Linked DNA regions of Mus musculus: region 1 is linked to region 2. The links are chromatin loops, found by intact Hi-C in ENCODE. Cell type or tissue: left cerebral cortex. All regions are shown on one strand. Links, peaks and the distances in the headings refer to the core of each region. The heading gives the core; the rest is flanking DNA.

Region 1 (15,410 bases), core at 3,403-11,402, 650 kb before region 2:
TTATGGGAAGGGAAAAGCTACTTCTCTTGGGGAACAGGGGGCAGTAGGAAACGATGGGCGTAACTCCTGAGAACAGGATTGACTGGCTGAAGGATATTCTCTGTTGAACGTATTTAACGTCGTGGGAAGAGCAGACCAGTGTGGGGGCTCTGCCCGCCAGGGCAAGCTTTAAGTACATGGCTTCTCTTCCTTTGATTTGGCATTTCATTCCTGACTTGTGGGGATGCTGGAGGAAGGAGCCGCCAGAGGAGTGGCAGAGCGTGCTTTCTGTCCAGGGAAGAGAACAGGGGGTGGGTAAGATGAGCTTGTTACTGGAGGAGGCTCGCATTTTGACCCCTCCTTGGGTGATGGATGGGCTGTCCATCCCGGCTATAGAGCCTGGTATGCTGGTTTCTTTTTCCCTAGTTCCATGAGGCGCCCTCTTCTCATTCCAGGTCTGTTCTCCTGGCACCCCGTTCTTATGTCTCTGGCTGTAAGTAGTGGGTTTGGGTAGCTTTTAGGGGTAGAATGTGGGCGTTGTTGGTGGCTCTCAGAATCCTTGTAGGCATTTAGTGCCAGTGTAGACGAGCTGTATGTCCTCACTCCTGCTTCTGACGAATATCCAAGGCTTGAAAACGGTATTCATGACCCAGGACGAACAGATGAAGCTCACCCAAGCACAAAAGGGCGGCTTCTCTCACCTCCAGCTAGGAAGCTGAGAAATGGCATTTGGAGGCTGCTCTGTCCCTAAAAACCTTAATTTCTGGTGATGCATCTAATTGTCCCTGAAACAGTGCACCCGTGTGGCTAGCTCTTGCCAAGAAATTGTATCCTGCCCCATGGAAGGGAGACAAAGCTTGTGAATCATTTATAACTGCCATGTCTCAAACCTTGTTTGCTGGGTCACATAGCCGAGGTGACATTTCAGAAAAACACCCAGGAAGAAGTCTGGAGAGGCAGCTCTAACTACTCAGGGCAGCCATTTTGTGCCACACAGGGCCTTCATCTTATCAAGTGCAGCATTTTGTCCTTGGGGGAAGGGGACGGAAGGGGGTGCACCTTTGTGGAGGGTTAAGTGCTCAGAGCTCACTTGAGTTTTTGTCTCCTCAGTTCTCCTTCCTGATGACCGAGGCACTCCTGATGTTCTCTCCTGAGAGTTCCCTGCTGCGGTCCCTCTCTCGGAAGGTCCGCGCACGCTGCCACTGGGTGCTCCAGCTGCTGGCCCTACTCTGTGCTCTGCTGGGTCTAGGTCTTGTCATCCTCCACAAAGAGCAGCTTGGCAAAGCACACCTGACCACTCGGCATGGGCAGGCAGGGCTGTTAGCTGTGCTGTGGGCAGGTCTGCAGTGTTCAGGGGGCATGGGGCTGCTCTACCCCAAGTTGCTGCCCCGATGGCCCCTGGCAAAGCTGAAACTCTACCACGCCACTTCTGGGTTGGTGGGCTACCTGCTGGGCAGTGCCAGCCTCCTGTTGGGCATGTTCTCACTCTGGTTCACTGCCACTGTCACTGGTGGTGCCTGGTACCTGGCTGTGTTGTGCCCCATCCTCACCAGTTTGGTAATCATGAACCAAGTGAGCAATGCCTACCTGTACCGCAAGAGGATCCAGCCATGAGCACTCACCAGTTATTACGAAGGCTGGATTTGCACCTCAGCTTCGGACCAGGAGCTCGGAACCTGTTGGACTCTCACAACTGACAGGGTCTGGGGACATTTCAGGGACTAGGGCACTCAGGGGTAGATCTCCTCACACTAGAGTGTCTCCCTTTTCTTGCTGTCAACCCAGGGGAGCATGGTCATGTGTCTGGGTGAAGTTGGAGTTGCAACAGTCTCCCCAGCAGCCATACAGCTTATATTTGTACTGGTATGTCCAGAAATCATGGAGGAAAGAAAAGTAAAATAAACAAACAGAATCCTGAAAACCTGTCGGGAGGAGCAGCGCAGAGTTGAGGATGGTTCTTGCTAATGCATCATGGTAAGAAAATGGTCAGCTGGGTAAGGAGGGGCCCCTCCTTGAATGGGAGTCCTCAGAGCCTGCTGTGAAACTTCCTCTGATCCCAGTGCATTGGGGGGCTAAGTGTGGACGGCACAGCTATTTCCAGCTAATTGTGCTAGAGTCTGGAGACTATGGCCAGTGACAGGAGATGGACTTAGAAGTTGAACCATGGTCATTTGTGGTGGCGGGCAGATCTCTGTGAGCTCTAAGCCAACCAAGGCTACATAGTAAGATCCTGTCTCAAAAGGGAAAAAGAAAGTAGAATCATGAACAAGAGAAATTTGCCTTCTGTTTCTGAGACAAGGTTTCAAGTCTCCCAGGTGGGCTTTGAACTCACAACATGGCCTAGGATGACAGACTTCAGATTCTCCTGTTTCACCGCAGTGCTAGGATTATAGATGTATGTACCATGTATGTCCATACCATGCCCCACTTATGTAGTGCTGGGACCCAAACCCAGAGCTCTGAAATGCTAAGCAAGTGTTCTGTCATCCAAGCTATGCCTTCAGCGCCTGGTTTTGTTTGTTTGCGACATGGATTATAGATATGTGCCACCATGCCCTGCCTAAGCCAGCACCTACTGATGGAGAAGTCTGTCAGGTCCACTGGCTGAGGGTCTCCCCAGTAGACCGAGGAGAGGGAAAAGGAGAAAGGGACTAAGGTGATGGCTCAGGCAAGACTGCCCAGCAGCAGGTGTGTATTAATAGACAAGAGGTATGGGCAGTGGGATTCTTAGCCAGGTGGAGGTGTCATGGAACTGAGCCCTAGAACCCAGAAAACACATTTAACTTTGCATCTGATAAAGATGAGAGGGCTGCACAAGGTGGTCTGACGGAGCCCAGGAGCCAGACCTCAAAGAACCGCTTTATTGATACTGTGAAGCAGGTTTGGCTGCCCGCTCAGATGGTCCTGTAGAAAATACCTGGGAGCTGTGGCAGCCCCGGCTAGGCACAGTTGTCACTGCCACAGCAGAAGGGCACAAGAAACCCTGATGAGAATGCAGTCTGGGGGTGGGCGGGGATGTTCAGACCCACACTGGCTGGGTCCCCAGAACATTTTTGGCAAACACAAATCCTTGCCTTGGCTCGGGGCTGTTGGCAACCAGTTTCAGACATAAGGGCTGGCCCAGGAGCCGTGGCACCAGTGTCCCTGCAGCCACTTCCTTGGTGAGGAATTGTACCGCTGAGGTACAATCTTACTGCAAATGGGGATCTGCACTGGCTGCTGCTCAGAGACCCCGTACCTGGCATTGTGGTTGTCTGGAGTCAGAACCAGGTAGCAACAAGGGTCCTGTGTTAGTGTTGTCCAGACACAGCGGAAGGCCACAGGAACCCCCAGCAGACCCTCTTCCCTCTCCTCAGAGCAGTCAGTGCTCTGCAGTAGCCGAGACGGATCGGGAAGGCATGGGAGTAGAAGAACTGCACTCAAAGTGGTCTAGAGTAGGGGAGCTGTCTCCAAGGTGATGAGACTGGATTCCGGGACGGTCACCTTCCCTGGGGGCGTGGAAGCTTCTTCTAAGGGCAGAGGACTGTCCGTTTTTGCCCCAGCTTCCTCTTCGTCATCATCCATGCTGGGCCAGGCTGACTGATCCTCCACTCTCTTCAGCCGCTCATTGAGAGCCTTTAGGGCTAGTTGCCTGGAGCCAGAAGAGAAAAGGCAGGTTACACTGGGTTTGGGAGACCAACATACTCTGCAACCTTCTTCAATAAGGCCAAATCCTCCTACCAAAGAGGTTTGCCTCCAAATCCCACGTTTCCCATCCCCGTGCCGCGTCTAAGAGCCTGGGCCAGGATCTGCTTTGGCAATTGAATGAGGACCCAAGGCACCTCCAGACTGAGAAGGCTACCTAGATGTTGGCAGCCTACCTAGCAGGCCAGCCACCACGGATACTTCTGAGTTTGCTAGCTAAAGACGGGTGGGTGTAGTGCTTCTGTCAGGAGTGGCGTGTTTCAGTCCCTAGAAATGCGTCCCACGTGCGCTGGTGTCATTTCCAAGGGCAGGGTTATTTGGCTTTGTGGTACTAGGGATTAAAGCGAAGGCCAGCACTCCACCACAGAGCTGTCCCCAGCCCTTAAACACTTTTTTTTTTAGGCAGGTCCATACTGCTTCAAACTAGCTCTGTAGCACAGGCAGCCCTTGGATCTCCTGTCTCAGCCTCCCGAGTAACAGGATTAGAGCCTGTATCACCAGGCTCCCTCAGCGAAGGGCTCTTAATGAAGCAGCCTCAACTTGCATGGCCCTTCCTATGACAATTTTTCTAGAAGCTTTTCTCAAAGCCACCCAGACCTTAGCAGAGCCTTTGTAGCAGAAACAGCCATGTGGGAAGGCCAGAGAGCAGGGTCTGTTGTTTCCACAGGGTAGACTTCTGCAGGCATTATTTTGAGAAAAGGTGGGAAAATACCCTTGGAAATTTTCTTTAGGACACCCGAGAAGTCTCAAGCTGTAGGGCCTGCAGCATGCCTTGAGTGCTTTCCCACCCCTTGGACACCAGCTGTAAACTCTTTTAAGGAAGACACACCCTACACACCAAGCTACCCAGCCTCAGTGAAGGACAAGTTTCCAAGTGTTCAGCACTCTTGCCCACAGAAGGTGAAGTGTCCGTGGATCCCGATGGCTTACCTCTTTGCTGCTACAGGCAGACACGCCACCCTATGGCGTTCTAAGATCTAAAATTTCTACCACGCCAAGAAAATAGACAGGAAAAGCAGCAGGGATACAGGCACTGAAAACACTAATGTGCTCCAGCCTAGCCCAGTAGCAGGTCTTCCCTGTCACTCCACAGACTACTCTTGGAGATGTCCTTGCCAGCAGTCACTTTGTGGAATCCTCTTTCCTCCTTGTAGCCCTTTGGGTCCGAGAGTGGCATGCAGTTGCATGACAGTTGTCTGGGAGTTGTCACCCACCCCATGTGACTGGGCCAGTCCCCACTCTTCCTTTTCTATCCACTTTTTTTTTTTCTCGAGACAGGGTTTCTCTGTATAGCCCTGGCTGTCCTGGAGCTCACTCTGTAGACCAGGCTGGCCTTGAACTCAGAAATCCACCTGCCTCTGCTGAGTGCTGGGATTAAAGGCATGCACCACCATGCCCGGCTTTCTATCCACTTTCTTGATCCTGGAGAGAGGCTTTCTGAATGACCAGTCAACTGTCACAATTCAAGACTTCTCACTGGGGCAAGGGCAAGCTCTGGCCCAGTCCCATCTGAACAGCTCTAAGGACAGCTTTGTCCTTAAAAACTCAGCCCCCAGCCCATTTCCTCTACTAAGTAAGGTCAAGATGGAGTGGTCTTTAGGACACTCCCCAAAAACTCAAGCTGTAGTGCCCAAACTTAGGCCTGCAGCATGGCCTGGCTGTGTTCCCACACCTGCCAGCTGCTAACTCCTTCAAGGAAGGAGGCTACACTCAGCTATAGAGCCTCAGTGGGGAATGAGCTGAGAGAATTCTTCCCCTGAGGTCAGGAACCCCTTTCACAGGGGAGCAAAAGCAGGAGCCCGTGATAAATGCTAAGGAATAAGGTTGGCGAGAAACTTCCTCAACAGTCTCAGGAAGAACACTGGACACTGGGTCTCCTGGGAGCTGGGAACACTGTAGAGAGTCCATAGGTCTCAGAAAGTAAGACCTGAATTCAAAGAGCATTCTCCTGCCTTGGCTAACGTGTTCAGTGAATAATGCAGTGAGATTACTGATGCTGCACTTGAGCAGGTGATGCAGAGGTCTCTGACCTGCCTGGTGTGGTCAGGAGGCTCTCGCAGTGAGGCACACAACCTGTCTCCGTTGGTGATTGGGGTAAATTTAGTAATACCCCAATCATCCTACATTAAGAAGGGAAAGACTTAAGGACAAAGACCTCCTTCCCCATTTCCCATCACAGGAGAAAAGAGCCACAGTTTCTGTCTATCACTGGACCAGTGCTTAGAATTTGGAAATTCTGAGGCAAGACCAAAGGTAACTGGGCATTCTGTAGCCAGGTTTAGTGGTCCGAGTTGTGAGGTACACAGAGTCCAGAAACCTACACATTCAGTTCCCTCGAGGCCAAGACCTGAATCCCTTTTCTGAAGCCGCTCCCAACACCTGCCTGTAGCTCTCCAGCCTATATAGAGCAAACATCTCAATGGCTGGTTATGTGGCCACACCAACAGTCTAGCTACCAAGATTTTAGAGAAGTTCCCAGTACCTTCTGCGCTCCGCATCTTGAGGGTCTGTGCCTGGGAGGCTGATAGTGATGGACGACGGCGCTCCCACATCGTAGCGCTTCACTGTCTTCTGGCATATCTTTACTTTCACCAGGAGGCCGTGCACCAAGTTCGCTAGCAGCCCCACCACCGGTTGCAGGATCTCCGGGAAGAAGGTGGCAAAAGCAAAATGGTCAGCCATGTCCCCTCGGCCCCGGCTATGGCGCTGATAGAAGCGAAGATACACCCAACTGGATAGCAGCCCAAAGCCGTAGGAAGCCAGGGCTGGGCTCTGGAGCAGCGTGGCCAACCGGAGGAGTAGCAGCAACGCCAGCAACAGCATGGGAACGACGCTGACGCGGACCTGGGGCACTCGCAGAACCACACAGTCTCCCATAGTTTGCTTGAGGGCTACCAGAACACCACCTAGGAAACCCAGGGCGCCGTGGATACGAATAGTGAACAGGTAAACCAAGTTGAAGGAAGCCATGTAGGTGAGGAGGTAGGCGAGGGCCCCCAGAAGCCCCACTGACACATTCACCACCGAGAAGAAGATGAGCAGCTCCAAGGCTCCCCAGAGGGGCTCCAGTAATCGCCCGGCCACAACCACTGTGGCCAGGCTAATGGCCACGTCCCACACGTGCTGTTCCATGAGCCCGTGGGTGGCCAGGGTCCAGATCCAGAAGTTGGGTGGGAAAAGGTAGCCTGGGGTGACGGCCAGGCAGCCCGTGTCCACAGCGAAGGAAAGCAGGTAGAGAAACAGTACCACGGCGCACAGTGCCTTCACCACCACGCTGGCGCTGGCCAGGATGGCCCCCAGATGTTGGCGGGCACCAGGTAGGGCGCGTTGCATCTTCCTGGCGGACGTTGGCTTAAGGGAATGTGTGGAAGGTGGCCTAGGGGCCTCCCCGGGGCCTCGTCCCAGTTCGGCCCCGACGGGAGGCCCGGGCCCGGCTACTTCACTGGCTTCTGTTCCGTGGGAAGGCTCTGGTTCCGGTTTGATCCGGTTGTAGTTCCAAAGCGAGGAGAAAGTCTTCTTGCCGGGGACCTGTCGTTAGGCCCTGGGTAGCTTGGGCTCGCCTGCCTGCGGGTTCCGTCGGCCCAGCGGCCAGGCTAGCGTTAATCTCAAGGCTAGGCTTCCTCCATCCACTCTGAGACTCTGCGATCTGCGGGGAACTGGTGCCTCGTTCCGGCCCAAGTCAAGCCCGTTTAGCTCCGGCTGGGCTAGGGTTTTGGCTTGACGGTACCTCCTCCCCTCTCCGGGGCCGACAAACAGGGGCGCCGCGCCTGCGCGCCCCCGCCGGCGGCCGCGGCAGTACGCCCTCTGAGCGCTTGCCTTCCGGCTTCTCGGCATGCTGGGATACGGAGTCCTTGGGACCTAGCCGACCGGTTTCTTCATAGAACCACAAGTCCCAGAAGCTGTGCGCCGACCGGTCCCGTAGAGTGTACGGGCTAGGGAGCTTGGGAGTTGTAGTTTTCAGTGCTTACTCCTCCAGTTCTTAGGAGTTATGGAAGTTGAGATCAGTATTCCTGATGCAGTAAAGGGAGGTGTTAAGTGGGCGGGTTCAAGAGGTAGCACCGCCTTGGGCCACACACACTTGCTCAATTCTTTGGAGGAGATTGGCTCTATTTAGGATTTGTACAGGTACAGCAGTGTCTTTGTAAGCAGGTACATAAGAATGTGAACGGTTCTGATGAGTTGTACCAACGTGTGTGAACTAACCAGAAACTGTCGTCTGGCAAGTGAAGCCTAAGATGGGCTTGTTCAGTCATTTGTAGTCACTGTGTTATTGACCAAGTTCCCCGCTGCAATTTCAGGAGCCTTAAAAATGATGATGATGGCAGGCTCTTCCTATCTTAACGATCAAAGAAGGCAACTGTGTAAACGACTTGCCATTGTTGTATTGGGTGTTCGTTCACATTGTCCTTGTTCCAGCGAATTGTACTTGTAATTGTACATGAACTTTCCACCTAAGGGGGAATAAGGGTCAAGGCTGTGCTACTTCAGCGACTCTTTTCCCACTTGATTCCACTGGACAGAGAAATCTCCCTTGAGCTGGAGCGATGGATTAGCGGTTAAGAGCACTGACTGCTCTTCTAGAGGACCTGGGTTCAATTCCCAGCAACCACATGGCAGCTCATAACTGTAACTCCAGTTCCAGGGTTTCTGACACCCTTACACAGACACACATGCAGGCAAAACACCAATGAACATTAAAGAAAAAATATATTTAAGTCTCTCTATAAGTGCCAAGTTGGTCTAGGCTCAACTTTATGCTATAGTGGCTGTCAACAGGGTGTTTGAGATGTATTTAAAAGTTATTTTATAGCCGGGCGTGGTGGCACACACCTTTAATCCCAGCACTCGGGAGGAAGAGGCAGGTGGATTTCTGAGTTCGAGGCCAGCCTGGTCTACAAAGTGAGTTTTAGGACAGCCAGGGCTATACAGAGAAACCCTGTCTCGACCCTCCCCCACCCCCAAAAAAGTTATTTTATTTACATGTATGTGTGTCTTTGTGTGTATATGCCGTTAAGTGTGCAAGCCACCACAGAGGCCACAGCATGTCGGAAGCTGGATTTCTGAGCCACCAGATGTGGGTGCTGGGGTACAGGTTCTCTGTAAGAGCATCAGGCATTATTAACTATGGAGTCATCTCCCCAACCCTGAGATTTTTGTTATATATATATATATATATATATACACACACATATATATATACACACATATATATGCATATTTTTAAATGTGATTAATTATATTACAAGGGACTTTATTATAAAATCCCCTTTTAGCTATTGATCTCAGTACAACTGCCTGTGTGTTCAAAACTACCTTTCACCTTTTATTTTTGTCTGGGGTTAGGGTTCCTACTGTATGCCATATACCAGTGTTTGCTAAGTTTGACTTAGCAAATCAAAATACAGAGTTACTGGGCAGTGGTGGTTCAAGCCTTTAAGGTTGATCTCTGTGAATTGGAGGCCAGCCTGGTCTACAGAGTTAGCTCTAGGACAGCAAAGGCTATACAAAAAACTCCCTAAAACAAAACCCAAACTAAAAACCAAAACCCAAAACAAAATAGAGTCAAATACTTAATCAGATTTGATTTTTGAATAAACAATTTTCAGGAGAGGGACATCCCATGCCATATTACACACACACACACACACACACACCCCAAAACAAAACAAAACAAAACAAAACAAAACAAAACTAAAACAACTCATTTGTTCCTATAGAAGCAAGAATAAATTTATTCAGAGTACAGTAATAGCACAAATTATAATGACACTGTCAGTAATAACCATGGGCCACAGGGACGATAGTAACCAAGTACCAAAAACCTTATTAAAAAATTATCAGAATCTGGGGCTGGAAAGATGGTTCAGAGGTTAAGAGCATTGGATGCTCTTCCAAAGGACCCTGGCCCAGTTCCCAGCACCCACATGGTGGCTCACAACTGTTTGTAACTCCAGTTCCAGGGCATCTGACATCCTCACACAGAAATACATGCAGGCAAAACACCAATGCTCATAAAATCAATCAATCAATCAATCAATCATTTAAAAATGTCTTAGAGTCTGGGTGGTGGTATTTGCCTATAATCCAGCACTGGGATGGCTGAGGCAGGGGGATCAAGGCCATTTATGGTGATAGAGTGAGTTTGAAGCCAGGCTAGACTACGTGAGACTTTTCAAAAGCAATAAGCAAAGGAACAAACAGACAAATTAACTGCAAATGAGAATTGACTGGACTTTATCTGACAACCCCACTCCAAACCATGTGTGTTGTTCCAAGGCACGGGAACTGTTTTGGGGGCATGAGAGTAGTTCAGACGTGCGTTGCTCTAGGTCAGCCCCTGCAGAGGAGCGAGGGAAACCTCGCCATGGCTAATCCTGGAATGTCCTTTGTCATGTTTAGTATCCAAGTTTTCCTCCAGCCAGCCTAAAAGGCACACAAACACTCTCTTTCTGTCTTTCTGTCTCTGTCTGTCTGTCTGTCTCTGTGTTTCTCTCTCCTGTGTGTGTGTGTGCACACGCGCACGTGCTCGTGTGCACATGTGTATAGTAGTTTGAAATGAATGTTGGATGGTGTCCTCTATCATTTTCTACCCTGTAGGATCCCAGCGAGCAGTCATGGGTGGCCTGGAACTCACTGTGTAGACCAGACTGTTCTCAGACCAACAGACCTGCCTGCTTTGGCTTCCTCAGTGCTGGACTTAAAGGAGCACCACCATTTACCTTCTATTTTGAGAAGGGACTCTCCTCGCTGAGTCTGGAGCTCATGGGTCCAGCTAGGCTTTGGGTTTGATGACCTCTGGGTTTTTGCCTGTCCCCACTCTTCGTGCCTCCCGCCCCCAATGCAGTGGTTACAGTCCACTGCACGGGACTTTTTACACGCGTCCTGAGAAACTGAACTGAGGTCTTCATGTTTGCAGAGCAGGCTCTTTACTAACTGGGACATCTAAGCCCTGCCACTTGAGACTTTGGCTGAACTTATTTTTATTTTGAAGATTCTCGTGTAGCCCCGGCTGCCTTAGAACTCCCTGTACAGCTAAGGATGTCCGTGGACGCCTGTTCCTCCAGCCTCCACTTACCTCACGTGGATTATGGGGCAGGCACCACTAGACCCAGCTTTCACTGATTTTCTTTAAGTCGCCTCACCTGGCGAGACAGAAGGCATTTCTCCTCCCTGGTTGCTCATCTGTGCTATGGGAATCTACTGGTAACCACACTTAAGATCACGAGAACTTAGCTGGACAATTTCCAGAAACACAGAGTGAATGGCTCTCCTGCCCCCAGAGTGGAAGAGATCGAGCATCCAGTTCAGGACTGCCTAGGTTAGTGGCTTAGTTTTCTTCCCATGAAGAGAATGCAGGGGTCAGGCGGGGGGATGCCTGGGTACCGGCACTTGTGGCCAAGTGTGACAACTGGAAGAACACAGTGGGAGGAGAGATTCCCTGCAGGCTGTCAGTTTTCCTCGGACCCCTGTGCTTGTGCCGCAGCCCCTCCTGGCAGCCAGGCCAGCCTGGCCTACATAGGGAGACCTAGTCTCCTCTCACCACAGCTTGATTAATGCAGGGACACACACATGGACACACACTGTCCTATGTAGGGAGACACACACACACACACATCCTGTCCTGTGTAGGGAGACCTACACACAGACACACGTACCCTGGCCTATGTAGGGATACCCATACACACACACACACACACACACACACACACACACACACACACACCCTGTTCTATGTAGGGAGACCTAGACTTACACACACATCCTGTCCTATGTAGGGAGACCTACACACACACACACACCCTGTCCTATGTAGGGAGACTTACACATACACATACCCTGGCCTATGTAGGGACACACACACACACACACACACACACACCCTGTTCTATGTAGGGAGACCTACACATACACATACCCTGGCCTATGTAGGGACACACACACACACACACACACACACACACACACACCCGCGCGCGAGTATGTACGTACATCTGTCAAAATATTTGCCGGAACTATCCTGGCCTCTGACCTCCCTGAATCATGATGGAGTGCGCTCTTGCTGGTGGGTGGCCTGATCCTGGCATCATCAGGTATCTGAGCACTGAGATCTGTTTGTCGATCCAGGGGAAGGATCTGCTTGTCTGGTCCTGGTCTGATCCCAAGGCTGGATCGCAGCCTGACTGAGCATCTCTCATTGGTCTTTCTTTTGGAGTCCTGGCCTTGCCTTGAGGCTCTGGCTGGTGGGGTTTTGCCCTCTCCCCTTGACAGTTTCTTTCTTAGAGGCTTGTGACTTGATACGCAACAAAGTGGGACCAAGGCAGGAACCTCTGAGGAACAGGACTGAAGCTTTTCCTCCTAGCAGAGCAGGATAGTGCTCAGAGATCAGAGCCACCCGTGGTCAGGGCCACCCGTGGTCATAACCACCCAGTCCTCAACCCAAGGCCCACACAGTGGATAGAAACTGGTTTGAAGTGAAAATATGAACATTATTTAATAACTGATCTTCTGTAATAAACCATTTGAAAATATTTTACAAGGAATCACACACACAATATTTTACAAAGTTTCTCGACTTTTTTTTGTCGCTGTTGTTTTCCCAACTTGTCTGTACAAAATAGAATAACAACAAAAAAAAAGGGCAAAGGAAATGGCCCCCAAGTCCCCCAGCCCACAGTAAGGGGACAGCTAGGTCAGGTGGGTAATGAGAGGGTTGAACCCAGCTGGGGGTTGGACAACTACCTGATGGGGATTGTTTTGTCTGGTTTCATTTGTCTTTAAACTTAAAATATATATTTATTTTTCTGTATACGTTTGTTTCTTTTTTTTTTGTTTATATTCTCCGTTGAGCACCTGACTACACTACAGTTACACACACGCCCCCACAGGACACAGCTGACATCCAGGCTGGGCACACATCATGGATACCCACCCTGTCACCAGCACTGGGCATGGACCATACACACACTGAGAAAGCAACAAGCAACATGACATTAATTAACGAAGCCATTAATTAATGTATCACCCTCCCCCCTCCTCCCAGTCCATCTGAGCCTCACAGCTACACCCCTCCCCCCTGCCCCTCAGTCCCCTCCTGGCCCCCAAGTTACGATGCCTTTGGGAGAAATGACAGAATGAAAGGTGTAAAGAGATGTGTCCCAGGTCCAGCCTCTGTGTGTGCAGTACGGTTGGTTAGACATGTGCATGGTGCAAGTGTGTGTTCAGCAAGGGAGGGGTAATTTGGCCTCCTAGGGGCAGGGACTGTGTGTGTGTGTGTGTGTGTGTGTGTGTGTGTGTGTGTGTGTGTGTGCAGAGGGAATTAGGCCTGAGTGTGCAAGAACCAGATTGGGGATGGGATGGCCCAGCCAGGAGAGACCAACTCATCCCTGCTAAGGCAAAATACAATGTCTCAATGTCTGGTGGGGTTCTTCTGCCAAAGGAGTTCAGGCAGTGATGTGTGGTCCTACTAGGGGCCGGACACTGGTGAACGATGGTTACAATGAGCACCTGGCAGGGTGAGGGGCACTTGGGGACACTGGTGGCTAGGGGTGAAACAGAGAGGTCTCCCCCCCCCCCCAGCATTTGGCACGGTTTGACATTCAGTTTTAGAGATGGGAGGATCAGCCAGGCTGCATCTCAGAGTAGAGGCAGAGGTGAGCAGAGATGGAACACACAGGCCAACCCCTTCATTGACATCTCGCCTTGTGTAAGGCTTTGTGGGCCACCCCCCATGGTGCGTGTCTGTTTGTGTGTTCCATCACAGGTATGTCTAGTGAGAGTTGGGTTTCTGCTCTCAGAGATCCAAGTGTATATGGCATGTGTCTAAACTGATGTCATTGTGAGACTGTTCTGACACCTGCAAGGCTGGGGGGTTGTAGCCTGAAAGGGCCAGAAACCAATGGGGAGGGGGTGCCCCCCGAATCTCTCACTATTACCATCTTTCCTTTTTTTTCCCCCAGAGAAGGTAAGTTTGGGCTTGGGTGGGGCCAAAGGGCCAGTTAGAGGTGCCCAGCAGTGGCAGGGTTGCCTACATAGAGGAAATCTCCAGGCAGGTGGGTCGGTGGAGGCCTGGTTTGGCATCAGTACTAGTGGCCTCCTGTCCTAGCCCACGGGGATGAGTCTAGGGACTGCGGGCACTTGGACAGTTCAAGGGTGAGCTAAATCTTGAGTGCCAAACACCATGGCACCTTACTTTGGGGTTCCCCTGCCCCAAGGCACAGGCTCCGGGGGAAGGGACCCAGGTCCTTCAGGAGAGAGTGGCCAAGGCTCTAGATTGGGGAATGTGGAATGGGAGGGTGAGCGAAAGGCTAGGAGGCCAAGGCGGGGGTATGATGTGTGTGTGTGGGTCGCTCAGAGGTGGCGAGAGGCAGCGAAGGAGTGGACTTGAGGCTGCGGCCGAGGTGGCAGGCCCAGGAGGAGCAAAAGCTGCAAGGAAACCAAGACGCCCAGCGACGGAGGGAAGGAGGCTCCGCGGCCACAGTCTGAGGTATCTTCCTGCAGGAATGGAAGACAAGGAAGCGGTCGGTATCCACCCGGCTCAGGCTCGCAGATGTCAGTAGCGTCGCTCCCCCAACTCACCGTCGCATTGTAGTCAAAACAGATGTGCGGACCTCTTCGGTATCTCGGTCTCTGCACCAGCTCACACTGCTCCGGGCCGTCCGCTGGGCATGGGTGGGGAGTCAAGGAGGCGGTGGCAAAGACGTGGGGGTGTGGGGGGGAGTGCAGGGCAGGAGGGGAGTGGGCGGTGGGGCGGGCGGGGGCAGGATACAGTGTGTCTCCTTCTGCAGCAGCCGGCCCGCCTCGCACTGGCTGCACAGCGGCTTCTCGGCCACCACGAACAGGAGATTGGTGTTGGTCAGTCTCTGCGCATGGAACAGCCTGGAGGGATGATCGGAGGGCGGAGCCTTGGAGGTTCGCTCCACCCTGGAGCCACCGCCCCGCCCACAACCGCCGCAGACCACGCCCCTTCTAACATGCCCCGCCCCTCGCTCTGCAAGTACCTGCTGCAGTTTCCGCAGTCAATGATGGCATTATAGGATGCGTTCACCGAGCCGAAGTAGTACTGGGTCTGTTTCATGACGCAGCTGCTCTCGCGCGTCTCGGGGCTGCCCTCAGCTTCTGCCGGGTCTGCGGGGCCCAGACGCCTCAGCCCCGCCCACAGACAATCGTCTGCCTCAGCTTGGCGCAGCCCTAAGCCCCACTCTCCTTGTGATCCGAGCATCTGTTCCCGCCCTGGACACAGATTTGGGGCCAAGCATCCTAAACCCTACTTACCTGCCTGGAACCAGCTGTGATAGATGAGACCATAGAGTAGCTGCTGGAATAAGGACCTGTAGGGCACCGGGCACCGAGTACCGGCGGTCAGCAGGTGGTCAGTGCCTTACAGACCTCCTTTACCAACCTCTCCTCCAGGACTCACCAGGCGGCAGCAGAGGTCCACCAGGCCAAGTTAAGGAAATCTGCAATGGTGGGCTGCAGTGGAGAGAGGAGCACAGTCGCCTCTGGTTCTACATCACCCTGGCTCTCTAAAATGTTAGCGGGGAGGTCACTATAGGCGGGTTTCCCAACCCTTAATCTCCGGGTATTTCTAGGAGCTTACCACAAAGACACCCCGGGGTGCAGCACCCAGGTTCCCAGGAGGCTGAGGGGCACAGGCTGCCTGATAGTCATAGGATTCCTTTCGGGTGTAGAAGGAGTTATTGTACAGTGCCAGCATCAGGTTGGCATCCACCTCACTGAAGAATCTGCCA
Region 2 (15,410 bases), core at 3,062-11,061:
TTCCAAACAGAAAAACCCATGGTCACAGTGTTTTTCTCTTAGAAACAAGTTTAATAGAACTGTCAGCAAATAACCTATAGGAAAAGAAAGAAGGCCCATTTCCGTTCACAGTATGTTGGGGCCCAGGTACCAACAGTGTAGGGCTTTCTGATACCCTCAGGATCATTCAGGCAGAGTGGAGACTGTTGAGGATGTAGGTAGGCCAATCCAATAGCCCCAGCACCAAGGGCACACACACCTGTTCCTGAGCCCAGACTCACTGGTAAGCTTGTTTCTGGACCGTCTGGGTTCACAGGTATGAGGGTCAAGTCTAGCTTGGGATGTGATTCTTAGGTAGGGCAGCTTTAGGTTTGTTTCCAGGCACGTCTGAACCTCAGTCCACGGAGGCAGCCAGTCATCACATGCAGACATCTCCTTTCTCCACTTGATGGCACAGGAGGTAGGGAGGGGAATGTAGGGTTAAGTTCCTTGACCTTGCTTTATGCAAAGTGAAATATATTTGTGTTACTTCTCTCCATTTTCCCCAACTGGATGAAATGGACCTATTCTGAATACTTTTTATTGAAAAACCAGCCAGTGTGAGGGAAATGGGAGGTCAGAGATCAGAATCCTTTGAAAAGATTGTGAAATACTGATTTTCATTGTTTAAAGCGTATTTGTAAATACCTATTTGAATGCTGTGTATTTGTACAGGAATTTGAGCAAAAAAATGTATAGAGTATGTCTAATTGGTAATAAGCCCTATAAATGTGTTTTTAACCTCTGGCATTCTGTGCTTATTTAAAACAAGAAAACTTCTAACCATTTCTTTTGTGTATTCATGTCTAAAGAAAAACTGACTTAAAATTATCTTACCTGTACCAGAAAAGTTAAAGAAAAAAATTTGTGCCAGTGTCCCAAGAGGCATTTTACTGTATATATTGTGGTAGCATGTTATAAATCCAACAAAAAATGTGACTTTTAGATGTAAATATCTGGCAACTGACTCCCCCACCTCCATCCCTTGACTGCTGTGATGTGAATTAAAGATGAATACCTGATATTGATCCACTGATTTCACTGAATGGGAGCATAAGTGCCCCTCTCAAACCCTTGTCGCCGGGCTCCAAGCCCTTTTAGCTCCAGATACTTTTCTGCACTTAGTCGGCCGCTCTCCATATTCCGCCTTCCAGGGCGAGTGGCCAAAGCCCTTGCACTTAGCATTAGGGCAGTCCAGGCGGTAATGTCTCCAGTTCCCATCCTCGTGTCTCCAAGAGTGGAGAACAAAACCTCCCAAGATCCCATGGCCTCCATTTGGAAGGTAGACCAACGCCTCTGCTCGCAGCCTTGCCGCGAGGTCCTCAGAGGCCCAGGACGGGAAACGACTAGGCAGGCCGAGACCTTTCGTTTAAGAGGTTCTGCCGTCTGACCCAGGTTAAAGCGGGGTCTGAGCAAGCCGGCGAATCAAAGTGGACGTTCCCCTTGATTGGCTCGGCAATCCACGTGGTAGTTCAAAACAAGGAACCGCTTCTGATCCATGCTCCCGCCGCCCATCCTACTGGCTATAGGGTGGCGCCAGAAATGCTGCTCTACGAGTCCGGGCGTCGGGAGGAGTGGGTGTGGAACCAAGACTCGGCATTCGGGTCGAGTCAATAGATTGAGAGGGTTCCGGGTAAGCAGCCAAAGCAGCTGCCCTAACCCAACATGGCGACCCGTGCACCTTCCCTCCGCACCCCTATGGACCGCCCAGGCTCAATCAGCAACCGACAACTGTCTAGGTCCCAGACAGCAGCAGCCAATGAGGGAGGGTAGCGTGGAGCCGCCGGTCTGGGCTCCTGGGCACGTGGACCAATGAGGATGCAGCATATGGGTGGGCGCGGGGATCGCACACCAATGGGAAGCTCAGGTTTCTGTTCCAGCCCACTAGGCGGAACACCGCGCCGGGTGCGGTTCATTCGCGCGGCGGCGGCGGTGGTGGAGACGGCTGAGGAGGATGTGGGCTACGCGCGGGCTGGCGGTAGCGCTGGCCCTGAGCGTGCTGCCTGACAGCCGGGCGCTGCGGCCAGGAGACTGTGAAGGTGCGGGGGACCGGATGGGGGCGGCCTGGCGGCGCTAAACCCAAGGAAAGCGAAAGGGTGGGAGCGACGGCCCGTCCCGGGGCTCCGCTGGAGAAAGGGCCTCACTTATTTCCCGGGCCTAGAGACGTTGACCCATTTAAGGGAACGCGTCGGTTCAGTAGCGTTAATAACTTGGCCGGAAGCCCACATCCCGGGAGTTTTTGTCTTCCCATCACTTTAGCGATTACAGGAAGGCATCCTGTGGGCCGCAACCGTCTCGGGGTTACTAAGCTGCACTTGGGGGTTCGATGTATTTGGAATGAGGAGCATTTTGATCATTTGCTTCAGCCTTCAATCTGTCCCTTATGAGGTCACAATGAGTTCCCTCAAGGACACGTGTCCACTCTAGACTTAAACTTGAAAAGAGCAGAGAGGGTTGTGTGTGGGTCACTTGGGTAATGTTCATTCCCAGCATGCAACTGGGTACAAGGACCCCAGCAACCTAAGGGCTCTGTGCACTTCTGAGTACCCGAGTTAAAAAAAAAAATTAATCCCTTCTAGCAAAACTGCTGACAGAGTTTTTTCCAGGGGAAATGGAGACTAATAATTACTTACCATCTCCTCCCTCTTTTCCAGTTTGTATTTCTTATCTGGGACGATTTTACCAGGACCTCAAAGACAGAGATGTCACATTTTCACCAGCCACTATTGAAGAAGAACTTATAAAGTTTTGCCGTGAAGCAAGAGGCAAAGAGAATCGGTTGGTAAGTAGCTGGTGACCCACCCAGCCTGTCCCTGGCTCTTGGGCACTGTCCACTTTGTGATGGGACTTGTATATATACTAATGTGAGGTTTAAGTGTTTTTATCCTCTATTTATTAAACATTGCTATAAGCTGAATATTGGTAAGACCAGGAGAGAAAATGACAGGCAACTGCAAGGCAGTGATGCCAGATGCCATGAAGGAAATAAGCTAGGAGAGTTGGTGGGTGGGAGCTGAGAGAGAAAGTAGTGGGTATCTACCTCTGAGGACAGGGAGTCAGTGAGGTGGAGTGAGCACAACTCAGGCAATGGGAGTGCCCAAAGACCAGAATGAATTTGGTGTGATTGGAACCAGAAGTAGTTGGCTAGGTGCCCCGAGATGGCCAGGGCCAAGTCAAGGTCAAGGACCCTGGCGGAGCATCAGCCTCTTGTAGCTTTAATTTCCATGGTAGTCTCTCATCGGAACTCTAACTCTGCAGCTGAGCATATATCAAGTGCCTCGGGCCTGGGACAGCTAGATCTGGGCAGACTAACAAACCGAAGCCTTGGCAAAGAGAGGTTTTCAAGGTGACCTAACAGTTGTCTGGAACTGGAGAGTTGGTTATGAATGTGTGCTGCTCTTGTGGAGGACCTGAGTTCAATTCCAGCATCCACAGCACCCTGCACTGCAGCTCCAGGGAACCTGATGCCTTCTGGCCTCTGACACATGCTCTCATGCATGCAGATTTTTTTCAAGGCTTTCATTTTGTTTTGTTTTGGTTTTTGCTGCAGTGCTACTACATTGGAGCCACAGATGATGCTGCCACCAAGATCATCAATGAGGTGTCGAAGCCCCTGGCCCACCATATCCCTGTGGAAAAGATCTGTGAGAAGCTGAAGAAGAAAGACAGCCAGATCTGTGAACTAAAATACGGTGAGTGTGACTCGGACCCTGTGCCTTCTACCATCTCTGCATACCCTTTCTGGACTTAACTTTCTAGCCAGAAGAGTCATCAAAAGCGGGTTTGTAGCATAAAGGATGATTCTCTGTGCTGCAGGGAACAGACTTGCGCATCGAACATAGGTGGAGGTCAAAGGGTGACTTAACATACTTTGAAGGATGAGGGTTGACCCAGAGGCCATCTGATAGAGCAGTGCAGATAGAGATTATAGATAGTGGTGGAGTACGTAGAGGTCAAGTTGGACAGAGCCTTGGGGGGAAATTTGGCTTTTAGTCTAAAAACTTGGGAGCTTTAGAAGTTTTTGAGCAGAGAAGTGATGTGGTGGGAACTTGAGTTCAACAGTCATGGCTCTAAACCCCAGGCGTGACAGTTACAGCATCACCATGGCAGAGCCCATCTGGTTGCACAGAATCCTAGTCTCGAGAAGAGCTAGGCCTCTCCTATAAAGTTTAAACGATGCCAGTGTTTACTGCACTAATGTTCGGGAATTTTGTACTTGTGTGAATTTGATTTGGTATCCTGGTTGGTTCTGGTGTCGGTTTGTTTGGGTCACGTGGGTTATGGAGTAAGTGTCTGACTCTGGTGCCTCTTGGGGAGGCTAGGGGTGTGTCTGCTCTGCTCAGCCTGGAGCTGTCCTTTGTGCTGGCATGTAGGAAGCCCTCGGGGAACTGGAGCTATGTTCCTTCTCTAAACCACATAGGCTGTCTGCACTGTGTGTCTTATGGTGGCTACTGACAGCCTGAGGTGGCCTTCCTGGTGAAGACTGTCATCTCAATCTTGGGCGCAGTGTGCATTTGTCTTCCCGGCCGCACGTAGGGCTGGACATCCTAAGGATGGTTTGACGTGCAGCACAGTTGGGCCTGCAGCCTCTCCTGCCCAGCCATTTACTCTCCTGCTCTCCCTGCAGACAAGCAGATTGACCTGAGCACAGTGGACCTGAAGAAGCTCCGGGTGAAAGAGCTGAAGAAGATCCTGGACGACTGGGGGGAGATGTGCAAAGGCTGTGCAGAAAAGTCTGACTATATCCGGAAGATAAATGAACTGATGCCTAAATACGCCCCCAAGGCAGCCAGCGCACGGACTGATCTGTAGTCTGCCCAATTCCTGCTGCACCTGAAGGGGAAAAAGCAGTTTATCTGTCTCTTCCCCAAATAACCATTTTGTAATTTATTTTTTAAGCGGGCTCCTGACAATGAGATGTGAACCTAGAGCTTTCCTAGTGATGCTGGCTCTGCAGTTCCCTCTTGCCCATCCCCGAGTGGGGACAATTTCCCCATCCCCAAGTGGGGACAATTTACTTCCTTCTTTGCTGGTTTACTCTAGGACTTCAAAGTTTGTCTGGGATTTTTTTATTAAAAAAAATTGTCTTTGGAGAGTTGAGCTGGCACAGTATTCTGTCCTATAGATTACTGGTTTATCTTTCCAGTCTGAAAAGATCCCTCAGCCTGCCAGTGCTGAGGGCCTGAAACTCCCATAACAGGACTTAAGAGCTTGGGCAGCCAATGTCTTGTGGGTTTGGGCTTCTGGGTGTCTGATACTTCAGCCTGGTGAGGTTAGACTTGACCCCTGACCCCCACCCCCATCCAGTCCAGTAGCAGGGGCTGAAGGTTCTTGAGCTGCTGTTAAGTCTAAAGGACATTTACATTTGGCTCAGCCTATGCAGAAGGAGAACTGTGAGCTGAGTACAGGTGGTCAGACCATAGCGTATCTTTACCCCGCCTGGTACTTAAACTATTCATTCATCGGGGTTCCAGTCTAGCATCAGAACAAGGACCCTTGCTTACCTATATTTTTGGCAAAGTTGGCAGGAATCGGTTTACAAAGAAGCAGTGTGAGCTGGTTGTAGTGGAAGGCCTGAGGGAGTTGTGTGCACTGTGGTTTTCAGTTGCTCCCTTTGCTGGCACTTGTGAACTGTGCCTCAGTGGGGAAACTTTGCTCCTGCTGCCTCCAGAGATAATGAGAAAGGAGCAACTGCTAAGAAGTTATGTTTTCCAAAAGGCTCGTCTTAGCTATCTTCTTGTGTGGTCCCCAAATTCACTTTGCATTCGCAGGGCCTTACATGAAGCCCTCTGCTGTTTCTTCCAAGTTCCTCCTGCACTTTCTCCTCCTGCTGGTTGCTTTCTGCTTATGGGAGGAGGGAAGAGCTGGGTGCGTTCTTCGACATCCTACAGATGCATCAATGATCCAGCAACCGTCTGTGGAGAGCATAAGCCCTAGGGGCCTTTGAGTACTCTTGCCGGTACTTCACCTCATCTCCTGGATGTGGTCAGAACACTGGCCAGCAGTCTGTCAACTTGGCAAGAAGTGATAATGGCATTACCTGCTCTTTACCCTTGGCTCAGCAGCCCCACCTTCCCAGCCTCCTGTCCGCCCAGACACCTACAGCAGAAATTTGGACCCAGTGGCACCAAGATGCCTGTCTGTAGGTTGCAAACGCATTCTAGTTTCTGTACCTGGACCCCGGGGAGGTCTCACCTGTGTCTATCAGGACAGTGCCTGAAGAATTCGAATGCATAAGATGCCTGGATGTGGGTCCTAGGCAGGGTGTAGGCATCCTTGTGTGTCTATTTTCAAGGGGGCCAACTCTGGTCCTAATCAGAAAACTCCATGGAAGGAAATAGAGTTTCTTCAATCTAGTGGCAGGTTGGAGTGGGACGCGCAACACTTGGCTTCGGGCCAAGCGGCCACACCTGCTCCGGTGGGCGTGGCCCCGAGGCGGAAAAAGATAGGCGGACCCGGAGTAGCAAGCAAGCCCTGGAGCACAAAGCGAAAGCGCAGCCGCGGCCTGCCGAGCTCGAGAGGGAATCTGCGCGCGACCCAGGAGCCGGGTGCCTGGGCTCCGGCAGCCACGCGGCGGCGCCAAAGCTCGCAAGACAGGCCGCTTCCTCTGGTTGCCAAGATGTCACGTGGTGCGGGGCCACGGAGCTCCGTGATAGGCAGCGAGCGAAACTCTCGGCCCGCCCACCGCGGTCACGTGTCGCGGCCGGCGCAGCTTGATAACGCAGCGCCGGGCCCCTCGGCGCCGCTCCCGCCCCGCCCCGCCGCCGCCGCCGCGCCGAGTCCTTTTGTCCAAGATGGCGGCGCCGGGGGCGCTGCCTCCTGGGCCGCCGCCGCCGCCGCTCTGAGGGACCCGCGGGCCGCCCGCCCGCCCGCCGAACCGGCGCGATGAAGCGGCAGAGCGAGCGAGACTCCAGCCCGAGCGGGCGTGGCTCGTCATCGTCCGCCAAGCGGCCGCGGGAGCGCGAACGAGAGGCAGAGGCGGGCGGGCGGCGGGCAGCGCACAAGGCCTCCGGCGGTACCAAGCACCCGGTCCCGGCGCGGGCTCGCGACAAGCCCCGCGGCAGCGGCGGAGGCGGCGGGCATCGCGACGGGCGCGCTGCCGGGGATGCGAATCACCGGGCGAGCGGCGGGCGCTCCTCGGGCGCGCCCGGAGGCGGGGGACGCACCGGCAAGGCCTCCGGGGACCCGGGTGCTGGCGGCGCGTCGCCCCGCGCATCTCCACTCCCGCCGCCCCCGCCGCCCCCCGGGGCGGAACCCGCGGGTCCGGGCTCCACCGCGGCTCCGGAGTACAAGACGCTCCTCATCAGCAGCCTGAGCCCCGCGCTGCCGGCCGAGCACTTGGAGGACCGGCTCTTCCACCAGTTCAAGCGGTTCGGGGAGATCAGCCTGCGCCTGTCACACACCCCGGAGCTGGGCCGCGTGGCCTACGTGAACTTCCGGCACCCACAGGACGCGCGGGAGGCTCGCCAGCACGCCTTGGCCCGGCAGCTGCTGCTCTACGATCGCCCGCTCAAGGTGGAGCCGGTGTACCTGCGCGGCGGCGGGAGCAGCCGGCGCAGTAGCAGCAGCAGCGCCGCCGCCTCCACGCCGCCCCCCGGGCCTCCCGCGCCCGCCGACCCCCTGGGCTATCTGCCCCTGCACGGTGGCTACCAGTACAAGCAGCGCTCGCTGTCTCCGGTAGCCGCCCCGCCCCTGCGGGAGCCCCGCGCGCGGCACGCCGCCGCAGCCTTCGCCCTGGATGCTGCTGCCGCGGCGGCCGTGGGACTGTCTCGAGAGCGAGCCCTGGACTATTACGGGCTGTACGACGACCGCGGCCGCCCGTACGGCTACCAGGCCGTGTGCGAGGAGGACCTGATGCCGGAGGATGATCAGAGAGCCACTCGAAACCTCTTCATCGGCAACCTGGACCACAGTGTTTCTGAGGTGGAGCTTCGACGGGCCTTCGAGAAGTACGGCATCATCGAGGAGGTGGTCATCAAGAGGCCTGCCCGCGGCCAGGGTGGTGCCTATGCCTTCCTCAAGTTTCAGAATCTGGACATGGCACACAGGGCGAAGGTGGCTATGTCTGGCCGGGTGATTGGCAGAAACCCCATAAAGATAGGCTACGGCAAGGCTAACCCCACCACCCGCCTCTGGGTGGGTGGTCTCGGACCTAACACCTCGCTGGCGGCCCTGGCCAGGGAATTCGATCGCTTCGGGAGCATTCGGACCATCGATCACGTCAAAGGAGACAGCTTTGCCTACATCCAGTACGAGAGCCTGGACGCAGCCCAGGCTGCCTGTGCTAAAATGAGGGGCTTCCCCTTGGGTGGTCCAGATCGCAGGCTCCGGGTGGATTTTGCCAAAGCCGAGGAGACTCGCTATCCCCAGCAGTACCAGCCCTCACCTCTCCCTGTGCACTATGAGCTGCTCACTGACGGATATACCCGGCATCGGAACTTGGATGCTGACCTTAGGGTGCGGGATAGGACCCCTCCACACCTTCTGTATTCAGACCGAGACCGGACCTTTTTGGAAGGGGACTGGACCAGCCTCAGTAAAAGTTCAGACCGCAGAAACAGCCTGGAGGGCTATAGCCGCTCAGTTCGCAGCCGGAGTGGTGAGCGCTGGGGGGGTGATGGGGACCGGAGCATAGCCAAGCCCTGGGAAGAGAGACGCAAGCGGAGGAGCCTCTCCAGTGACCGTGGGAGGACAACTCACTCCCCTTACGAGGAACGCAGCAGGACCAAGGGTGGGGGGCAGCAGTCTGAGCGAGGCTCAGATCGCACCCCTGAGCGTAGCCGCAAGGAGAACCACTCCAGTGAAGGGACCAAGGAGTCAGGCAGCAACTCCCTCAGCAACAGCAGACATGGTGCTGAGGAGAGGAGCCACCATCACCACCACCATGAGGCTCCAGACTCTTCCCATGGGAAAAAGACTAGAGAGAGTGAACGCAATCATCGGACCACTGAGGCAGAGCCCAAGACTCTTGAAGAGCCAAAACACGAGACCAAAAAGCTAAAGACTCTGTCAGAATATGCCCAGACACTGCAGCTGGGTTGGAATGGGCTTCTGGTGTTGAAAAACAGCTGCTTTCCGACATCTATGCACATCCTTGAGGGGGACCAGGGAGTTATCAGTGGCCTCCTCAAAGACCATCCTTCTGGCAGCAAGCTGACCCAGCTAAAGATTGCCCAGCGCCTTCGACTGGATCAGCCCAAGCTGGACGAGGTCACCCGGCGAATCAAGCAGGGGAGCCCTAATGGCTATGCTGTGCTCCTGGCCATCCAGTCAACCCCCAGCGGGCCTGGCGCCGAGGGCATGCCCGTGGTGGAGCCAGGCCTACAGAGGCGGCTTCTCAGGAACCTAGTCTCCTACTTGAAACAGAAGCAGGCTGCAGGGGTGATCAGCTTGCCGGTGGGTGGGTCTAAGGGCAGAGACAACACAGGCATGCTCTATGCCTTCCCGCCCTGCGACTTTTCACAGCAGTACCTCCAGTCAGCGCTGCGGACATTGGGCAAGTTAGAGGAAGAACACATGGTGATAGTTATAGTAAGGGACACCGCCTAGCCCGCACCTGTGCTTTCCAGCTGTGTTTGTGTCACAGAAGCAGTTATTTTAAAGATCTGCTCCTTCTCCACCTACCTTCTCCCTTGGTTTGAATTCTCTGCTGGGTTTTTGTGGTTCATTTGGTGGCATCCTGTCTACTGCTAAAACTAAGTTCTTAGATTTGGGGGGAATTTTTGTTTTTTTATAAGAAGAAACTTATGTTTCCCGTGTATGAGATTCTGTCTGCTGTATTCTGTATTTTTTTATATTTTATTTTATTTTTTTGACTAACTGTATGGAAAATTGTCAGTAAAGCCTTTGTCAGAGGATGAATTTTTAATCCCGCCAGAGTCCTGGTTTAATCAGGTTTTTTCGTAAAGAATGGAAGGCTTCACTCAGAGCATGCCGTATGTCATGTTTTTGTCACCACTGCTTCTAAAAGTTGTGCTGTGCTGGTCCTGCGCAGCTCTTTGTGCTATCGGGGCCCAGCTCACACTTGTCAAACTTAGCTGCTGGCCAGCAGGCTTACAAGGCATGGTCCCTGTTTATACTAGCCGAAAGCTGAGCCCGTTCAGAGGAAAGGCCTGGGCCTAAGACCTGTGCCAACAGCTACAGGTAGTTTTGTTGTTTTTCCCTGCCCTAAGTGTGTGCTTTAGTTTGGGCGATGGCTGTTGGACAGAGCACCCAATTATAAAAGCCTGTTTAATGGAGGGTAGTTTTCAGTTGTGTAGTCTTGCATTTGGGGGGAGGAACAGTGCAATATTGATGCAAACGGCCGTGGGCATGACGTGCCCAGGCTCCCCCTGGTTCCGTCTTTTAGTCTTACTGTGTAGTTTAGGGTCTCCCCTATCAGTCATCTGCCTGACTGCCAGGGGTCTTGGAGGTAAGATGTTGGCAGGCAGGGTAAGCGGCAGCCAGACTTGTTAACTCTTCAATGTGCTTCCTTCGCTCTCAGGGCTATGTCAGAGCAGCCTGTGCTGCAGTCAAACTTCAAGCTTTGTGGCAAACAGACCCCCCAACTACACTGCTCAGTCTGCAAGGGTGTCAGTGCCAGGAAGATGCCCTTGATGAGTGACATAGTGTTCCGTGTTGTGACCCAGACCTGAGGTAAGAAAATAGAGAAAAGTCACAGTTGTGATGGACTAGAGCCCAAATCCACATCAGCTTTGGTATGAAGGAACCAGACTGATAAGTCCTATGTCTGGGATGGGAAAGTGACTAGGCCCTGCCTTTGTGGTCTCTCAAGTAGAAAGCCAGATCAGGCAACAACGGTTGTCACCACAGATCACAGTCAGGCTCACAATGTGACGGCTTGGTAGTCCAAACCAGTCAGGCTGAGGAGAATGGAACCCTGGTTAGAGGTTCTAGCCAGGCCAGTGCTTCAGGTCTGGCCTACCCTGAGCCAGCACCTGTGACCCCTGGGCTCTGAGATGGACCTTGAAGGCTGTATGGAGTTCATGCCTGTCTACAGAGACAGAAATTTAAGAGACTGGAGAAGAACAGGGAATTACCACTCACTGGGCTTTGGCTGGTATTCATGAGAAAGTAAAGGCTCTAAAGCAGTGGCTCTCCACCTGTGGGTCACAACCCATTCGGCAAACTTCTATCCTCCAAAATATCTGCATTACAATTTGTAACAGTAGCAAAGTTACAGTTATGAAGTAGCAACAAAATAACATGGTTGGAGTAACCACAACATGAGGAAGTGTATTAAAGGGTTGCAGCACTAGGAAGGCTGAGAACCACTTCTCTAAAGCATTAACATGCGTGTTCATCTCCCTATGTATGGGGCCACTTTCTCTGGAGCTCGGAGCAAGCCAGTCAACCTGCTAGACTAGACTACTTCAGTTCTTTGTCATACCAGCAGAAACCAGAGCTCATCCTGACAGACTGCTGCAGTTTTTCTTACAGATCCTGAACAATGAAAAGCATCACAGAAGAGTTGTTGTAGCACAGCTGGGTCCCTGTAACAAAGCAGGTTTCACCCGGGTACCCTTCCCAGGCAGAACCAGGTCACTTTATTACCCCTTTGGAAAAGGGCACCCTTTGGCTCTGGCGATCATCTGTTTCTTAGTGAAGAACCACACCCACTGTAACCTTCTTCCTTGGGCCATCTTACCCACTTCCTTTTAGTCCTTAAGATGTTAACAGGTTCTGTGGCCTCTCAGTCAGCCCTGCTAGCACTAGAGGTGGGTCAGGCGGCCAAGGCCTTGTTTGATCATGACATTGTAGCCAGTGAGAAAGCTGACAGCAGGTACCCAGTGCCTGAGATGTTGCATCAAGGCAAAAAACATGAGCAGAGAAAGCCCCTAATTGGAAGGTTTCATAGCTTGTCTTAAGTGACTCGGGTTGTGAACCCTAGGAAGAACATGGAAGGTGGATGTTTTCTCCTAGCCTCATGAGGCACATTCCTAAGGGAGTGTTGTCAAGTCAACCAAAATTGTGCTTTCCTATTATATGTGCTCATCTCTACCTTGGGAGGACTGCGTGCTCCCAGGAGCTCCTGGCAGAGCTGCAACACAGAGACTTTGCTGTTTTCTCTTCAGCTGCATCCAGGAGCAGCCATCAGCCTTCTACTGGCTGGTGTCAGCTAACCATTTAATGCCATGGCATGAAGCAAATGAGCGGCTGAGCCTTGGCTTGCTTAAAGTACCAGGATGTACTTCTTTGGTACTGGGTCCCTTCAGTGTAACAGGCTGTGTTCTTGGTGTAGGAGGCTCTCCCTACCCCTGGAGAGTTTTCACTGTCTGTGTTACTTGTTTACTTTATAACCAGTACACCCTTCTCTCAGCAAAGGGAGTAGGGTTTCTGTAGCTGTGATGCCTATGTAACAGAAACAGAAGCTACAATCTGGGCAAAATCAGAGAGAAAATTAACTTTGTATTTATTTGGGAAGGAGAGAGGCAGGCTGAGCAAAGCATGAGCCCCTGATGCTTTGTCAGTTTTAGACCTTGCCAGTTTTTCTCCAAATCCAGCCTGACCAAGCCTCAAAGTACCCCTGAACTGTTAGGACTGAAAAACTGTCCAAGTCCCCCCTAATCTCAGACAAGGGGTAGCCAGAATGCTCCTTAAAAGTCCCACACATGGGGGTAGAGATGTACCCCCTACCCCGGTCCCTTCTGCCCCCTTGTTTGTTATCCTCACAAAGCCTTCAGCAACTTCAGGCCAGGCTCAAGTGCCAGAGCCACCGTCTGTCCCAGGGGTTTGCTGTGGGAGGCGGTGTTCTCTCACTGTGGAGGGAGGGCTCTGCCTTCCTTACAAGTCCTCTGAGGTCTGGCCAGAACTGAGAGGAGGAAGGGGAAATCCCACTTTGGTAAAAGAAAACAAGGAAAGGCCATAAACAAAGACAGACTTGTAGTTTATTTTGTAATTTTTTTTAAATAAATACACTTTACATTAAAGAAAAAGACCTTTGATTTGTAATTTCCACATTGGGGAGAAAGGGAAAGGGAAAAAAAAAAAGGCTTGAAAAACTGAATCACAAAGAGGAAAGAGAGGGAGTGAATTTATACCCCTAAAGTTCTCTCAACTCCACAAAACCAGGGTCCACACGACTGACTGCTGCCTGGCCACCGAGGCAGGGAGTTAGGCATTCCCAGTGCTCAGGCCATGCCGCCCATTCCCGCTCTGGCACAAAGGAAAACAAATTAACTTGACAGCATATGAGGCAACAAAACAGGTTAAAAATCATATATTATATTTATAATAAAATATTCTTAATCCTTATCAATTTATGAAACCACGATTTTCCTCTTCATTTAAATACGTATGTAAAAATGCCTCTATATGTTCTTTAGACATCATTTTCTTCCAAAGAAAATGAAGTGCGGGGATAGGAGACTGGTGGATAAGTTCAGACCCTCGTTAGAAATGCCTGGTACTTTTTTTTTTCTTTTTAAGTTTTATAAAAAACTATTTCTTGTTCTTTTAAGTAAAGAACATTATACAAAGAAAATATATTGTGAAATACCCAGAGACATGTTTGTTTTTCCCTTGAGGAAAGCTATGCCCTTCCTAGGAGGAGGGGGACACAAACTAGGGCCTAGTCCCTGTAGCTCTGTGTGTGTGTGTGTGTGTGTGTGTGTGTGTGTGTGTGTGTGTGTGTGTGTGTGTGTGTGTGTGTGTGTGTGTGTGTGTGTGGTCGTGTGGTCACTGTTGTTGTTGTTCTTAGAAGGGCCCTCAGATTCCAGGGAGACTTTAAATCATAGTCCTCTGAATGCAGGGCATACAGTTCCTTAACTGACAGCCCTGGGAGGCAGCAAAGGGCAGGTGTTCTGAATTCACTCAGTTTCTCTCGCCTGCCAAGATTCTCTTCCAAGTAGGAATGGCACATCACTCATTCAGAGATAAGATGATGTCATCTTCCAAATCAGAGTTGTCCGAGCTGTCTGCTGAAAGGTAAGAGAAGGGAGAGACGATTATGTGCTAGGATTGTAGGAAACTCCTACATTCAACACACTTATGCCTGAGCAGGGTTAATTACCACTTTCCAGAAAGTAGAAAACACATCAATTAACTCCTTGGAGCTTGACTCCAGAGAATATGCCTGTTGCTGGCAACAGTGGCCACCCCTGGGATCTCTGGCTCTCTTGCCTTTCAAAAGACCTGAGCTTAGAGGCCCTGCTTCCTGCCTGGGTTGCCTCAGAGGGATCAAGTGAGTGTCCTCAAGCCTCCTCCTGGGGCACTGGGCTACAAAGGGACAGGGCTGAGGGGAGCACCGAAGTCCCAGCCCCAAGCCTATTGTGTCCTTACGGCAAGATCATAAGCCTGACCCGAGGAAGCAGTAAGAGAGGATGTGGAGTTAGAGCTCCAGGCCAGCGTGGGTTTCAGAAGAAAACCCTGTCTTTAAAACAAAATGTTACTAGGGGACCTGGAGAAGATATCAGGAGGAACGGAGTCAGCCATTCAAAGTAGCAGATATGAAGGATAACAATTCTTAAAGAGTTCTAACATTCAACACAAAGACAGTACAAATAAAATTAAATTCTGGATCAGACCAGATGGGCGTGATGGGTAGATAGTGGGCATGTTCATCTTTTCACTATAGTAGCCTTTGGACATGAATCCCATGGTGGATATCTTATATGGACACACTAAAATTTATTTTTAAAAGTTAAGGCAGGCGGAATCCCTTCCTCCAGCCCTCAGAAGCCTACAAAGGCAGAAGATCCTAGGACTCATCCTTGTCATGCAGCTACAGAGAAAACCATCCATGGCAAACAAGCAGGAAGCTACAAGAAGCAGAGACCGAGGGCCCTGGGACTCACTCTGCAGGCAAGAAATGAAATCATTAACTACTTCTAGAAGGATCCATTGAGCAATGAAACTAAGTAGTCACAAAAGAGCCTCTCAAAGCCAGGCGTGAGGGACACATCTACAGTCTTCAGAACACTAAAGCTCAGGCTAAGGCCAGCCTGGATACAGTGAGACCCTCTCCTGTTCCCTCAACTAAAGGACCCTAAAGACAAAATACACCATGCCTGTCTGGAACTGGTAACACTAAAGGCCTAGTGTTTGTTCAAGAAACCATGAAAAAGGACCAGTAAGGTATATCAGTAGGCAAAGGTCTCTGATACCAGCTCTCCAGGGAGTTCTATCCCTGTAGAGAACCAACTCCTACACACTGCCCTCTTCTAACTTCCACACACTGGAAAGCTCTCAAGGACTCGCAAGCGAGCTCGTTCGTTCTCTCTCTCTCTCTCTCTCTCTCTCTCTCTCTCTCTCTCTCTCTCGTATATGGATGTGCAACACGTGTCTCTGGTGTCCACCCAAGGAGGTCAGAAAAGGGCAACAGAGCCCCTGGAACCAGCATTACAGATGGTTAAGAGCCATCATTGTAGGTGCTGCCATCAAACCCAGGCTCT

The links. Peaks named below come from ENCODE experiments on the same cell type or tissue, not always from the same donor. Only the 100,000 strongest peaks of a DNase experiment are listed, where the experiment ranks them.
Region 1: it touches region 2 in a loop (3-fold over the local background); 9 of 42 quality-filtered maps call a loop at or near these places.

Annotation. Positions count from the first base shown.
Region 1 is chr9:107,526,065-107,541,474 of GRCm38, reverse strand. It overlaps Tmem115 (transmembrane protein 115), which reads right to left and starts at 7,530. Exons shown (of 2, transcript NM_019704.2): 1 at 6,146-7,530; 2 at 2,819-3,610. The coding sequence starts at 6,996. The coding sequence ends at 3,409. Cacna2d2 (calcium channel, voltage-dependent, alpha 2/delta subunit 2) reads right to left here. Exons shown (of 38, transcript NM_001174049.1): 32 at 15,260-15,410; 33 at 15,080-15,132; 34 at 14,935-14,990; 35 at 14,661-14,787; 36 at 14,429-14,538; 37 at 14,239-14,321; 38 at 12,132-14,154. The coding sequence ends at 14,011. It overlaps Cyb561d2 (cytochrome b-561 domain containing 2), which reads left to right. Exons shown (of 4, transcript NM_001357289.1): 3 at 435-472; 4 at 1,090-2,464. The coding sequence ends at 1,593. In left cerebral cortex, for the core only: a CTCF peak has its summit at 7,477; DNase peaks (open chromatin) are centred at 6,470 and 7,523; H3K4me3 peaks cover 3,083 bases; H3K27ac peaks cover 1,072 bases.
Region 2 is chr9:106,878,461-106,893,870 of GRCm38, reverse strand. It overlaps Rbm15b (RNA binding motif protein 15B), which reads left to right and starts at 6,796. Exons shown (of 1, transcript NM_175402.5): 1 at 6,796-12,943. The coding sequence starts at 6,904. The coding sequence ends at 9,567. It overlaps Manf (mesencephalic astrocyte-derived neurotrophic factor), which reads left to right and starts at 1,933. Exons shown (of 4, transcript NM_029103.4): 1 at 1,933-2,057; 2 at 2,673-2,800; 3 at 3,569-3,710; 4 at 4,646-5,118. The coding sequence starts at 1,973. The coding sequence ends at 4,830. Dcaf1 (DDB1 and CUL4 associated factor 1) reads right to left here. Exons shown (of 24, transcript NM_001373930.1): 24 at 12,879-13,937. The coding sequence ends at 13,879. Dock3 (dedicator of cyto-kinesis 3) reads left to right here. Exons shown (of 53, transcript NM_153413.2): 53 at 1-1,046. In left cerebral cortex, for the core only: CTCF peaks have their summits at 5,827 and 6,583; DNase peaks (open chromatin) are centred at 8,052, 8,739, 9,324, 9,454 and 4 more places; H3K4me3 peaks cover 4,451 bases; H3K27ac peaks cover 2,982 bases.